Linked DNA regions of Homo sapiens: region 1 is linked to region 2. The links are chromatin contacts, found by Hi-C or POLR2A ChIA-PET in ENCODE. All regions are on one chromosome and are shown on one strand. The core of a region is the stretch at or near the end of the contact, and the rest is flanking DNA. Distances in the headings are between cores, read along the strand shown.

The links. Hi-C counts contacts between places; a loop is a spot of excess contacts on that map. ChIA-PET counts read pairs that join two places held with the same protein, here RNA polymerase II (POLR2A). Pooled maps may share reads with other maps.
Region 1: a map with no recorded cell type shows a loop between it and region 2 (7-fold over the local background). The contact joins two enhancer-like sites. A Hi-C loop is called at or near these places in 2 of 168 maps with a recorded cell type or tissue (PC-3 and chondrocyte), 7 of 37 single-sample maps with no recorded cell type and 5 of 50 pooled maps. POLR2A ChIA-PET finds 5 or more read pairs at or near these places in 5 of 52 experiments (AG04449, AG04450, K562 and 2 more).

What each region holds. Positions count from the first base shown.
Region 1 is chr12:27,896,724-27,903,965 of GRCh38, forward strand. No RefSeq gene overlaps it. Among named protein-coding and RNA genes, the nearest start is that of PTHLH, 72 kb to the right of the region's middle. RefSeq lists an enhancer at 4,552-4,601. Within about 2 kb of position 2,733, at least 3 of the 41 ENCODE cell types and tissues checked have a DNase peak (open chromatin) inside an H3K27ac peak, as active enhancers do.
Region 2 is chr12:27,858,362-27,865,168 of GRCh38, forward strand. No RefSeq gene overlaps it. Among named protein-coding and RNA genes, the nearest start is that of MANSC4, 82 kb to the left of the region's middle. Within about 2 kb of position 3,595, at least 5 of the 41 ENCODE cell types and tissues checked have a DNase peak (open chromatin) inside an H3K27ac peak, as active enhancers do.

The sequences.
Region 1 (7,242 bases), core at 1,483-3,982, 38 kb after region 2:
TAACATTTTCTTTAAGTTAGTGAAAATGTTGTTTCTTCTGTTTTGCCTTCAAGTTTCCTAGTTTTGTAATGATGTCATCTGCTGGGTGTTAAGACATTTTGTACATGCTGAATATGCCTTACCTTTATAAAAGTTCTTCACTCTTGAGTCAATAAGATGTTGGTACTTTGTCTATAGTCAGGCATAAAAACTTGACTTTTATATTGTAGGTAAAATTCTGATGTGATGCTTTAGCACATTTTTATCAATGCTGAATAATCTACACTAACTTGTTTACTAGAATTTGTAGTCTATTTTTCTTCTTTAAAGAAAAGGATACAAAATATCAACATTAGATTTTATTCTGGGTTACTTATGAGAAGAAATGAAATGGCATAAGAAGTCTTTAGAAGACTATAAGAGAATGGGACAATGTTAAAGTCAATATTGAATGACTATCCCTGTGCTATTACTTATATTGTAAATTTTGTAAATTTTAGCCATATTCTGTTTTTTTTTGAGACAAGGTCTCACTCTGTCGCCCAGGCTGGAGTGCAGTGGCGCTATCTCAGCTGACAGTAGCCTCTGCCTCCCGGGTTCAAGTAATTCTCGTGCCTCAGCCTCCTGAGTAGCTGGGACTACAGGCGTGCACCACCACGCCCAGCTAAGTTTTGTATTTTAGTAGAGACAGGGTTTCACCATGTTGCCCAGGCTGGTCTCGAACTCCTGACCTCAAGTGATCCACCCGCCTCAGCCTCCCGAAGTGCTAGGTTACAGGTGTGAACCACCGCACCTGGCCCACATTCTTTAAGTGAAAACATTTGTGTACGTGATACTTCTTAACAGACATTTTTGTATTATTAACTTCCTCTAGGCAAATTTGAATATTGAGAACCCCCCCGGCTGTAATCCCAGCTCTTTGGGAGGCCGAGGCGGGCGGAGCAAGCCGTCAGGTGATCGAGACCATCCTGGCCAACATGGTGAAACCTTGTCTTTATTAAAATACAAAATAATTAGCCAGGTGTGGTGGTGCGTGCCTGTTATCCCAGCTACCTGGGGAGGCTGAGGCAGAAGAATCGCTTGAACCTGGGAGGCAGAGATTGAAGTGAGTCGAGGTTGCACCACTGCACTCCAGCCTGGTGACAGAGTGAGACTCAAAAAAAAAAAAAAAAAAAGCCAGAATTACAATCTTCTAACCTTATATTTAAACCTTTGCCACATAAACATTAAGATGTTTTCAGATATTCTAGAATCATAGAATTTCAAGCTGTAAAGAGTTTCAGAAATCACCTATTAATAATTTGATTTCTTTATTTTGTAGGAAATAGAACTTAGGATCAAAGAAAAGTTGAGTCGTTTTTCTAAGGCAGAACAGGATTAAGGCTGAGACATACTTCTCCATGAACACGTTTCTCCAGACTGGTGCTCTGTCCTTTGGTCTACTGTCCCTGTGATGTTTTGAATTGGTAGAAAAATGCTATGGTCAGATAAAATGAGCAGTTGAGGTCAAAATCCATACCCGTTAAGGTAAATATTTATTCCCCCACCTCCCCAGAGTTACAGTGCTCTGTTTCCAGTGGGCAAAGTTCTTTTAATAGAGTAAGTCTTGAAATCCAAATAAAGTTTGGATTTCAGTTAATAATAATGCATCAACATTGGTTCATCAGTTGTAAATGTGTCACCCATATGAGCTTAACACAAGGAAACTGGCTCCAGGGTAGAAGGGAACCCACTGTACTCTCTGAGCAGCTTTTCTGTAAACCTAAAACTCTTCTAAAATTGAAAATTTACTTACAAAAAGTATCTTTTTTTTGTAATATTAGTGGGAAATTGTTATTTTTCTTTTAGGAGTTTTCTGAGGAAGTACTTTAGATGAATGTGAAGGTGACCAGTAAAGGGAGACTATGAAGGCAAATATTGAAAGTATTTGTTTTCCTCCTCCTCCTTTCAAAGAGTATGCAGTCACAAGAGATCCAGGCGATAGATTAAAAAATATTAGAACAAGAGAGCCTTAACAATCCAAATCCAATAGTCGTTATGCTGTTAAATAGCACAATGTTGAAAATTTTTTGGTTATCATTAAAGCATAGAGGTTGAGGACATTCGAAAATATGATTCCTTCCTTAGTAGCCATTTGCTTGCAGAGATTATATTGATTGATTATGGTGCATGATTCATAGATGATAACATCTAAAGTTTTCTTTTCCATTTCAATTTTTCTCCTCCTAAAATTTAGCAAGAGTTCTTCCCATGCAGATTTTTGGATAGCTTTGGTGATATGAGCAGTTGGTTAAAGTGACAGGGACAATTCCCCACCCCTGAATTCCAGCGGTTTGTGCTACACATTACCAGGATGGTCTATTTGTAAAATCATTTGTAGCATGCTTCATATTCATCTCCATCCTCTCCCTGTTCCCAAAGTTGCATTCTATGACACAACTTTACAAAACGATTTAAATCATGGACTAATGTACATGTAGAATTCAAATAAATCTCCAAGTAAGCCTAGGCCTCTTTGTGCAGGGCTTTGTTTTTAACTGGCTCAAGTCCCTCGCTGTGCCAAATGGTATGACAGCTAGCAGACTTGTTTATCCCTTGAATGATGTGTCAACTCCAGCAGCCCCCAAACTGAGCTATAGTATTACATGGGTGTTGTTTTTTCATGTGAAATCGTCTGTCAGCATTGACTCTGAAGTCAGCAGCAACTTCTCCCTTCATGTTCTCACAAAGGAAAATGTGAGCTGAGTGCGTAGGCTTGGATTTTCAGTCGCTTGCTCAGATGTTGTAACCATGATGACTCTTCATCTATGCATGTTATGGCTCGAGAGCCTGAAAACATAACCCAGGCTTTGTCAACACTGTCAGCTGTGTGTGTGTGTGTGTGTGTGTGTGTGTTGGGGCAGGGGAGGAATTCATCCTCTGCCTCTCTGTACAGCCCCGTCTGAAAATACTTTGCTTCCTGATTCTACATACCCTACGATGGCTTGACCCCATGAATGATTTACTTGTCATACGTATTCTGGAAAAGGCAGAATATCCATAAAGGAACTGGAATCTGACTAATAAGGTAATTTATATATCCATTAAAAATATTTTTTTTGCAAATTAAAACTACAGTGAGATACCATCTCACACCAGTCAGAATGGCTATTATTAAAAAGTCAAAAAATAACTGATGTTGGTGAAGATTCAGAGAAAAGGGAACGTTTATATACTGTTGGTGGGAATGTGAAGTAGTTCAACCCCTGAGAAAAACACTAAGGAGATTACCCAAAGAATTAAAAATAGAACTGCCATTCGCCCAGCAATCCCACTACTAGGTATCTGCCCAAAGGAAAAGAAATTGTTTTACCAAAAGATACCTGCATTTACATAATCCCATATATATATATATATATTTTTTTTTTTTTTTTTTTTTTTTTGAGACAGAGTCTCGCTCTGTCACCCAGGCTAGAGTGCAGTGGCGCGATGTCGGCTCACTGCAAGTTCCGCCTCCCGGGTTCGCACCATTCTCCTGCCTCAGCCTCCCGAGTAGCTGGGACTACAGGCGCCCACCACCGCGCCTGGCTAATTTTTTGTATTTTTTTTTTTAGTAGAGAAGGGGTTTTACCGTGTTAGCCAGGATGGTCTTGATCTCCTGACTTTGTGATCCGCCTGCCTCGGCCTCCCAAAGTGCTGGGATTACAGGCATGAGCCACCGTGCCGGGCCCATAATCCCATATTTCTCAGAGAAAAAAAGACACCTGCATTCGTATGTTTATTGCAGCACTATTCACCATAGCAAAGTCAAAGAATCAACCTAAGTGTTCATCAGTGGTGGACTGGATAAAGAAAATGTGGTATGTATACACCATGCAATACTATCAGCCATAAAAAAAGAGTGAAATCACATCCTTTGCAGCAACATGGATGGAGCTGAGGCCATTGAACCTAAGTGAACTAACTGAGAAACAGAAAATCAAATATTACATATTCTCACCTGTAGGTGGGAGCTAAACAATGGTACAAATGGTCATAAAGATGGAAAAAATAGATACTGGGGCCCCCCAAAAAGGGAAAGATGGGAGGGAGGTGAGGGTTAGAAAATTACCTGTTGGGTACAATATTCACTATTTGGGTGATGGGTTCACCAGAAGCCCAAACGTCACCATAAGACAATATCTCCATGTAACAAACCAGCACCTTGTAGCCCCTGAATCTAAAATAAAATAACAAAATAAAAAATAGCTAAAAATAAAAATACATTCCTTGAGTACACATCCTGTGCTGGACACTATCTTAGGCACTCAGTAAATGACTGAGCTTGGTTATTTAACATTATAGCCTCAAAAATCTGTATCGTGCTAATATCTTCTATATGCTCTTCCACCCTTCTTCACACTGGTCTGAAGCCCAAGAGGCTGAACTACATAGACTATGAGGAAGAGCTTTTGTATTCTCTGGTCTTCAACTGTGTTGGCTAATAAAATGCACCCGGAGGAGACTGGAAGGAAAGGGGAGAGTGAGGTTGGGGTGTTTGTTGTCAGGTATCTTTCTTGGGAGGAATTGTAGGTCCTGTTAAACAGCCTTTTCCGCCCAGTCTTCCCTCTTTAGCTTCCTCCAGGCTGAGGGGTTATAACAGGGTGGTCATTACGAGCCCCAGGGTTCTGCACTATCCACCAAGCGTTCCCTACACCCTGCTCTATTGCCTTGGTAAAAAGTCCCTTGATTAGAACTTCCTCAAATTGACCTTCTGTTTCCTGCCAGCACCCTGACCGATACAGTCATGGTAAGTAATCCTGGGCACAGACCACAGCCCAGAAACTACGGCTTTCACATGGATTATTGGATTTTATTCTCTCTCAAACCCACATAAAGTAAATTCTGGTACCTTAACTGTGACAAATGAAGAAAGTGAACTTTTGAAGGCTTTGGTAACTTCCCCAAGGCCATGTAGGGAGTAAAAGGTGGAATCAGGTTCTATGACTTCTTAACCCATGTCCCAGCTCTCTTTTGTGTCTCTTTAAGTGGGTTGCAGTTCTCCATCGCTGTCATTAACATGCAGCCAGGACAGAATGTCCATCATGCTTTGTTACATCTATATCTCAACATCATGAACTCAGTTCTATTTCTATTCAGTCTTGAGATATGGAAGTAAGAATATACAATTACTTTGGTTAATTATTACAGTTCTGGATTTGAATCCCTGGAACATAAGTATAAAAGAAACCCTGGATCATTAGGATAAATTTAGTTACATGGCATATCAGTGGATTTAAGGGCTTATTCTCCTACTGCAAAAGTTAGAAGAAGAAATTACCTAACTGTAAACCTAATTTTAAACCCAGTTATGAAGTTGACACATGCTGACCTGCATCTCATGTGGCTCAGATGGCTTTGGTAGTCCACGTGGGGATTCTGCTTTATGTCTGTCGTGATGGTAGGCACAGCAGCCAAGGGAAATTTGTTCCCACACAACCTACGACATCATCACTTTCCCCCACAGAGAATTCTCCAGGGTGTCAGTTTTCACACTTTGATCATCTATTATATTATTCTCTGCCTGGATTCTAGACAGATGCTGTAAATTCTCACAAAATAGAAAAAAAATTGAACTTCTTATAGAAATACAAACACACTAGGAGGGAGAATTAGGGTCATTTGTCCCATGTAGGTAAAGCTTTAGTTCCTATTAAAGCATTCACAGAGTTAAAAGATTAATCTTTTCCAAGTTATTTTCCACGTTTGCTGTGCTTTTCCCTCTGCCTGTCCTGTCTTTGTGTACAGTGTAGGTTTGATTTGATTTCTAAGGTTCGTATTGGAAGTCACTCCTTTGGGTTTTTTCCTTGGCATTTTCAAAGGGAGGAAAGAATTTCTCACCTCTGGAGTTCTACTCTGCTGCAGGTAAAGAATTTAGCAGCTATGGGGGTGATAATTAGAGCCAGTAATAATTTGACTGACTTACTAGGCACAAAATTGTACATCAGATCTCTCTTTCATGTTGTAAGATGGTTATTTAAATCTCTACATATGTGGTTTAAGAGATCTACAGTGTCTCAAAGTCACTGGTAAGGTGATTTAGCCAGGGGCATCCAAGTGAATATTGCCGATATAGATTTTTGTGGATGAGCTGCAAACTGTCTGGCAAAAGTCATTTTAGAAAGAATTTCAAAACTTTTAAGTATTGGTATGCAGGGGAAATTCAGAAGCTGGCTATCTCTTTTGGCCGGAGTGTTACAGGAGGAGTCGGGGATTCTTGGGTTCAGGAGGTGGGGCAGCAGCACTGACTGAGAGGACCCCAAGGAGAACCCAGAACAGAGTTCCTCCTGCCCAAGCTAGAGCCTCAGGATCTTCCTTATCTCCTTTTTCTTACTCTTAGATTTAATATCACCTTGGAAATGTCTGGGCAATTTGGCCCTCTTTTTCATCCCTACAGCCACCACCTTAATACAGGCCTCATCATCTCTCATTTGGGGTAATTATTGCACTAGCGTCTTAACGCACGGAATGTTGTAGTCCTTTGGGGCTGCTGTAACAAAGTGCCATATACTCGGTAGCTTATAAACAACAGAAATTAATTTTTTCACAGTTCTAGAGGCTGCAAATCTGTGATACAGATGCCAGCAGATTTGTTATCTGGTGAGGGCTTACTTCTTGGTTCATAGATGGCTGTCTTTTCATCTTTTTGCTATGTCCTCATGTGACAGAAGGGACAAAGGAGTTCTTTGTGGTTTATTATTATTTTTTGTAAGAGCACTAATCCCATTAATGAGGGCTTCACCCTCATGACTTAATCACCTCTCAAAAGCTGTACCTCTCAATACCATGACTTCGGAGGTTAGGATATCAACATATTAGTTTTAAGACACAAACATTTAGTCAAGAGCACCAATCTACTTTCTCCCTCCCTAACGAGCAGAGATGTTTTCTAAAATACAAATCTGGCCATGTATCCAACCCTACTTGAAGACACACTCATGCTTGCAAGTATCTTAGAATTTTTCGGCGGCTTCTTAACCTCTAAGGCAATATTTCTTTACCTGTTCTACCTTGATACACCTGAGAAAGTGGCTTGTTCATAGGTATGGATGGCTGGGGGAAAAGGGAGACAGGAAGGGGTGGTAAAACTACTGTGATGTGTTTGTAAAATTTGTAACTGCCCCATGGGTTCACTTTGCCTGCTGCCTAGACAGAGCTGATTTACCAAGACAGGGGAATTGCAGTGGAAAAAGAGTAACTCATGCAGAGCTGGCTGTGTGGGAGATGGGAGTTTTATTATTACTC
Region 2 (6,807 bases), core at 2,345-4,844:
AAATTGCTTTGCTTCTTAAATAATGTAGTGTTGATTTATATTACTTGCAATTAAGAACCTTGACTCAAAGGAGAGACAAAGAAAAAGATGATGATGGAGGGGTAGATTAGAACCAGATTGTCAGGAGCCTTCAATAATAATAATAACAATAATAATAATAATAATAATAATAATAATAATATTATTTTTAACACAAGGTCTTGCTCTGTTGCCCAGGCTGCAATGCGGTATTGCAATCAGAGTCCCTGAAGTCTCAAACTCATGGACTCAATTGATCCTCCCGCCTCTGCCTCCCGAGTAGCTGGGACTACAGTCATGTACAACCACACTTGGCTAATTTTTTAATTTTTTGTAGAGACAGGGTTTCGCTATGTTGCCCAAGCCGGTCTTGAACTCCTGGGCTCAAAGGATCCTTCTACCTCAGTCTCCCAAGTGCTGGTGCTACAGGTGTGAGTCACTGTGCCTGGGCAGCCTTCCATAATTATTAAGAAGTTTGGGCTTTGTCCTGAAGGCAAAGAAAACTCATTGAATAATTTAAACAAAGATAAAGGTAATCAGTTCAGGGTTCTTAAATTATTTTTTGGTAGTAGTGTAAAGGATACTCAGGATGAAGAGATTGCAGAGAGATAGAAAATGGAGATGGGGGCCGGTTAGGAGGATGTCATGGTAGTTTAGGTGACAAATGATGATGACAAAAAATCACAGTGAGAGAAAAGCTGGAAAGAGTAGGGTGAATTAAAAGATATTTAGGAGATAGGCTGTCCGGGAGTTGATGACTGGATTGAAGGGAACAAGACAGTGAAGAATCAAGATGACTTCAAAATTTCTTGAGTGAATAGATGGATGGTGATGCCATTGATTGAGTTAGAAAGGACAAAAGAAGAAATGGGTTTTTGAGAGAAGAGAGTTTGAGGCGTGCTGAGTTTGAGATGCTCTTATCCAGATGGAGATGCTCACTAAGCCGATAGAAAGATGGAACAAGGATTCAGCAGAGAAGTACAGACAAAAGGAGCCGATTTGGGAGTCATTATTGCAGTGTTGGGTGAAGCCAAGAATGTAGAGGAGAGTCTCAAGGAGAGGGAAAAGTAGGAACATTGGAACACAAATTGGAAGACCCTATACTGACATGGAGCACTTATTGGTTAGGACTTTGTATATGATGCTGTGGATGCCTACATGGCCTTCTCATGACCTCTGTGGTCAATCCAATTGGCTCTGGATTTTCATACACCCCCTACCTCTTGCCACATCTCAACAACATTCACTGTTCCACTATGCACCTCCTTCAAGCACCTGTGACTCTCTGCCTCTCGTTCCACAAGTAGGGCAGGCCAGAAATGTCAGGGAGTGAATGTCTGTGGGAGCAGCCCTTGGGCAGGCAGGGTGAGCACTGGAGGATGGATATCCTTCCTCATGTGGAATGACTTGGAGGCCTATTCTACCCTCTCCAGAGTTACTCAGCAGGATTGACTGTCGGTTGCTCACAGTGATAAACTATTGTGGCTTTCTGGGCTTCCTGTTGTCTTCCCATTCCCCCAGTGGTACTTCTTGGAATCACCTCCCCAGTAAACAACTTATACTTAAATCCCTGTCTCAGGATCTGCTTCCGGAAGAATCTGAACTAAGACAGCCTTCTTGTTCTCCCCAGTCTCTTGAGGGTGAACGATTTGAAATGTATAAACTGCTTATATCCTTCTGCGTCTGCTGCCATATTCTTTGTTTTACCTTCTGCCGTCTTCTCTCAATGCTACCCTTCTATAATCTCTCAAAACAAACATGGAATTATAAGTGAGTCCCCTTAACTCAAGAGACACCAAGGGATAACAGACACCTGGATAGAAAGTCCCTCTTCTATTCTAGGAAGCAGATGTAATGATAATCATATTTTGTATTTACTAAAAATCTTTCCTTCTGAGGAGTTCAAAGTGTTCCTTATGTATCCCCTGTGGGTAAGAGCAGGACTGACTTCTAGCACAGCTGTCAATTATGTAAAGTGTAAATGATATGAAACTGGGATTTAGAAACCATCCTGTTTCCCCTTCAAGTGGCCTTCTCCCTGTTCCCTTGCACTGGGGCCCCTCCCTGCTGTTCCATTTCTGTTGTTACCCCCACTGTGTTCCTTCCCATAGTGACTTGCTCTTAACCATCTTTCAACCAATCTCCACTTCCAGGGTGACTATTGATACTATTAACATGACATTTTCCCCAGGAATATTGGCATTTCAATAGGATACACTTACAAACAGAACATTTTAAAAAATGAAACTGAATAGAAAGATCATAGGCAAATAAGAACTTTCATTCATAGATGGTATTAAGCCTTTTGTAAATCTATATGATTTCAAATTGACTGATGGGGAACTTTCGAGAGGAAAAATACACGTGTTTGGAGTTCCAGCCATTTGTTTCAGGGATGAGTTGAAAAAACAAAAATGAAATGATAAGATTCCATGGAAAAAGTTCTGTGCATGTGATTACCCAAAGTGAGTTAAACTTGTGTGTTTTAGATTAAGCTTTATTGAGTATTTACTGTGCATAAAGCACTGGAGTGGGAGAATGAAGAAGCAGGAACACATCTCCTGTCTTCACGGATCTTCCTTATGACAGCTTCCCTGTAGGTCAGGGTTGAGGAATGATGACCTCAGTTCACAAAATGAGCTCCAAAATCAGCCTGCAAGAGTGGTGGGGACTTCAGATCTGGTAGGAATCAAGAACATCTGCCTGGATTAAAGAAGATGCTGCACTTCCCATTAGAAGGGTTTAAAAAGGTGTCTCCTTTTCCTTAAACTCAGAACTCAGGATGAAAGAGTATAGCACACATAGAGGGTAAAAAAAAGCCACTTCCTCCCACAACCTTTTCCCAACAATAATGGTAGTGAGAGGTTACAAAATCCTCCCTAAAGACATCTCCTTTACCAAATGTACTTCACTAAAGAAAGATATTGATTGAAAAATGCACAAATATATTGTTTTCTTCTCCCATTCTCAAATATGAAACATCAACTGCAGGAAAAAAAATATTATGCCAGCAACTTAGCAACACAAACAACCAACTTCAAACCAAAGAGGGAATTTTCCTGTCTAGGGAAGAGGGGCTCGTATCTTTGCTGGGTACAACCGAGCCTTCCTGTTAGAGACAACTGTTAAATCTTGCCTCTCAAGACTGGAACAATTGCTTTGTTAGTCCAATGACCCAGAATGTACTCCGCAGAAGGTTTATTTTCAGAATCTTTGAAGGCTAGAGAAGCAATCATCCTGTGTTGGGGCTTTCTATGTCCCCAGGCCTTCCCTGGCCAAATTGATTCAAACTCTGTGAAAAAAAAAAAAAAGTATTTTTTTTTCCGGAGACCATAACAACAATTTCCATAAAGAGGTCCAGATGTTTAATTTTTCCAAAAGAAATTTTAACAAAAACAAAATAAAAGTAACTGAGGAAGGATCATTTTTCCATTGACTTCTTAACCCAAATGGGACTGGTTACGCCAGTCAAAACCACGATTCACTTCCCCTGAGCACTCATCTTTTCGGCTCTTCTTGTCTCTGCCTTGACACAGGTGACTTCCCAGAATGCTGCTGGCCAGGCGCTTGCAGCTGCTGCATTTAATTTCAAGAAGCTGTTTTTCAAAGGCCAGCTGTGGACAGCTGTTGGTTGTCACACTTTCTCTCTAGCACTCTGGGTCTAATAATAAGTAGAACATGGTTTCATCAGTTTGAGCTACATTTTCCTAAGTCAGTTAGGAAATCCCCTCATCCAGCAGCCTGCAAAAACAAAGGCAGCTTGAGAAAGAACAGGTTTTCAGATAGGCATCGATCCATTCATATCTCTTGTAAGAGAGAGAATTAACTGAGTTAGGTGATCAGAGTGGGAACCAGCAGTTTAAAATAGCTTCAATCTTGTCATAAAGTCATGTTTTGGAGTTTCTTTTTCTCTCCAAAAAAGTTAGGAAGCTGAGCTTAGGAGGGGTTTCTCCTCCTGAAGCTTCTAAATTTTCTTATGATTTTTACGAAGATGAATTTCTGTGGACATAGTGAAGGTCCAGGCCTCTCTGTGAGCCGTAGGGTACCTGGACACCTACCTGGGCCTTTCTGCCATGCGGCACCATAAAAATAAGAGATGCCTGTGGGTGTCCCATAGCTTGTTTAGTTAATGCAATGGCTCATAACTAAAATGCCAGTTTAACCACCAGTTTGTTTTGCTGGTGTTTGGTTTATACATAAACATGAGTGGGAAGGGACCAACATTTTTTTTAAGTACAAATTTTATTTTTATTACTGCTGCTTTGTTTTTTGTTTCAAAGGGATGGCATGGACTCAGGGTACAACAGCTGTACTCAGCCCAGCTGGAAGGCCCCGGATTTTGAACTATTTCTTAAAAAGGGGTTGTGTGTTGAACATTCAAGTGTTGTTAACCATCTCTATTTTATTTTCCCTACAGCTCCTTGTAGAGCAGAATCCAAGACCACCTCCAGCTCAGACAGATGGAAGGGTTGGGGCTGAGGGAGCTGGCAAAGGCAATTTAGACCAGGACAGCTCATGAGGATTTGAGCATCTCCCCGAGAGGCCTTCTTAGGTGCTTTTATTATCCAAGAGCACATTGAAGTTTTGTCTTTGAGTTCCTCCTGTCCTCTCCCTAGCTCATGGATTGCATCACTGGGGGGTAAAGTTTGTCCAGTCTGGCCCAGCTTCTTACTATGTTGTGTTTATCAGGCATGATAGTGGAACAATCTGGAACGATAACACGTAACAAACACGTACTCAATAAATACTAACCAACTTACATGTTGGATTACAAAATGATTGGAAGGATTCATGGGTCTTCCTAAGAGAAAAAAACTCAATCTCTGCTACGTTCCAAGGCCAGTTTGATTTCTTTAAAAAAGATCAAACACACAGGCCTAACCCCAATCAAAATCCAATTCCCAAGTTGAACCTGGAATGAGATAGGTCCCTCTGAATTGGGCTTGAGAGGCACTGAATTCTCTTCCTTGTTTTTTATTCACTTAAATCCTAAAAGTACGTGAGATCTTTTATCAAGTTAAAATCCTGAGTGTTGATTTTTTAAATATTGTTTTTTATAGAGGTGGAGTCCCAGTATTTTGCTCAGGCTGGCCTCGAACCCCTGGCCTGAAGTGTTTCTTCTTCCTCAGCCTCCCAAAGTGCTGGGATTACAGGTGAGAGCCACTGCAGCTGGACTAAATCCTGAGTTCTGAGTGTTTTGAGTTACAGTAGTCATTCAGTGATAAACATGCTCTCTGAGGATATATTTGAACCCAGATGACATAATTTAGTAACATCTTAGAAGACTGATTTCTCCAAATGATCTTATCATTTCTCTTAGACCAGAGGGAATCAAGGTTCCTGTGGGGCAAAATGGGTTCCTACTGAGAACTCTGGCCTAAGCCCAGGATATTTCTTGACCATAGGTTGTTGTGTGTGGAATCAAGGGGGTTAATCCAAGAAGCAGCATCTTAGGAAGGAGACAAAGGCGAGGCCGACTTCTTAGTGAGTTGTCCATTTGAAGAGGCCAAGAAGTCAGGGGAAAATCTATGTACATGTGAACGAGATGAAAAACAGAGATTCGCCTAGAGTGAAAGACCAAAACAGAATAAGTGACAAAGCTGAGAAATAGCCTGAATGGTGAGAAGGTAATGGAAGCAACATTTTATGGGGTGGTAGTGGTTTTGGGTGTGGTCTGGGAGGGAACCATTAAATGCTCCGAATTGGTGTAAACGCCTCTTAAATGTGTTTCTAGGAAAAACAGATTGGAAAATCAATTAACTAAGAATAATGAGAAGATGAAAACAATGAGCAGGATCAAAAGAACCAGGGAAAGAAGAGAAATAGAGTTAGAAAGTGGCTCATCCTACTGGAATAAAAACATCTCATTGTATACAAATGATTTGGTGGGAGTACAATCAAGCTTCCAGAATAAGTACTTCTATTTTCCTACCAGTGTGGACAGACTGTAAGGGATAATCCTGGGTTATTTGGAAGGAGTAGCAGTATTAGTGTCCTGAAGGTAAACTATTCAATAATAGCTTTTGCCCTGGAGGGCAAACACTTCAATTTTATTTTACTTCATTTCATTGGATTTTTTTTGTTGGGTGGTTAGAATTCTTTATTTTTTTAAAATGCAAAGAGCTGTGCATAATTAATGTACACAGTTTGAGGGTGAAGATAAGCACATACCACCACCAGGACACCATTACCACAATCTATGTCATAAAAGCCGATCACCTCCAAAGTTTCCTCCCACTCTCTTATTTATTCAGATCTATACTCTTAGCAAATTTTTAAGCATGCAATACAGTATAGCAAACTATAGGTACTACGCTGTCCAGTAGATCTCTAGGACTTATTCATCTTGTGTAACTGAAACTTCATACCCTTTGACTAATACCTTCCTGTTTTTCCTACCTCCTGCCTCTAGCAACTATCATTACAATCTCTGCTTCTATGAGTTTGACTTTTTTTGATTTGTCATTATTTGATGTTTATAGAGCTTTTTCTGTAAGTTACTAAGTAGGAACTCTACTCAAGATTCTGGGCATATCAAGTGAAAACCTAAATACCCGTTGATCTAACTTACAGTGATTGAAGATAACTTGAAGGTAGGATACAGGAAGTTGTTGCTTCATGATTGCATTTACTAGATGTTTTCATATTTGTAGCACTTCTTTCTGTCTGATATAGATAGGTTATTAATTTCAACTTATTTTGTCTACCAGTACCTTTAATACGAATCCAGTTCTGTGCCTTAAAATGCATATTTTACCTTAATTTATTTCTATGTTAATTTAAACATTA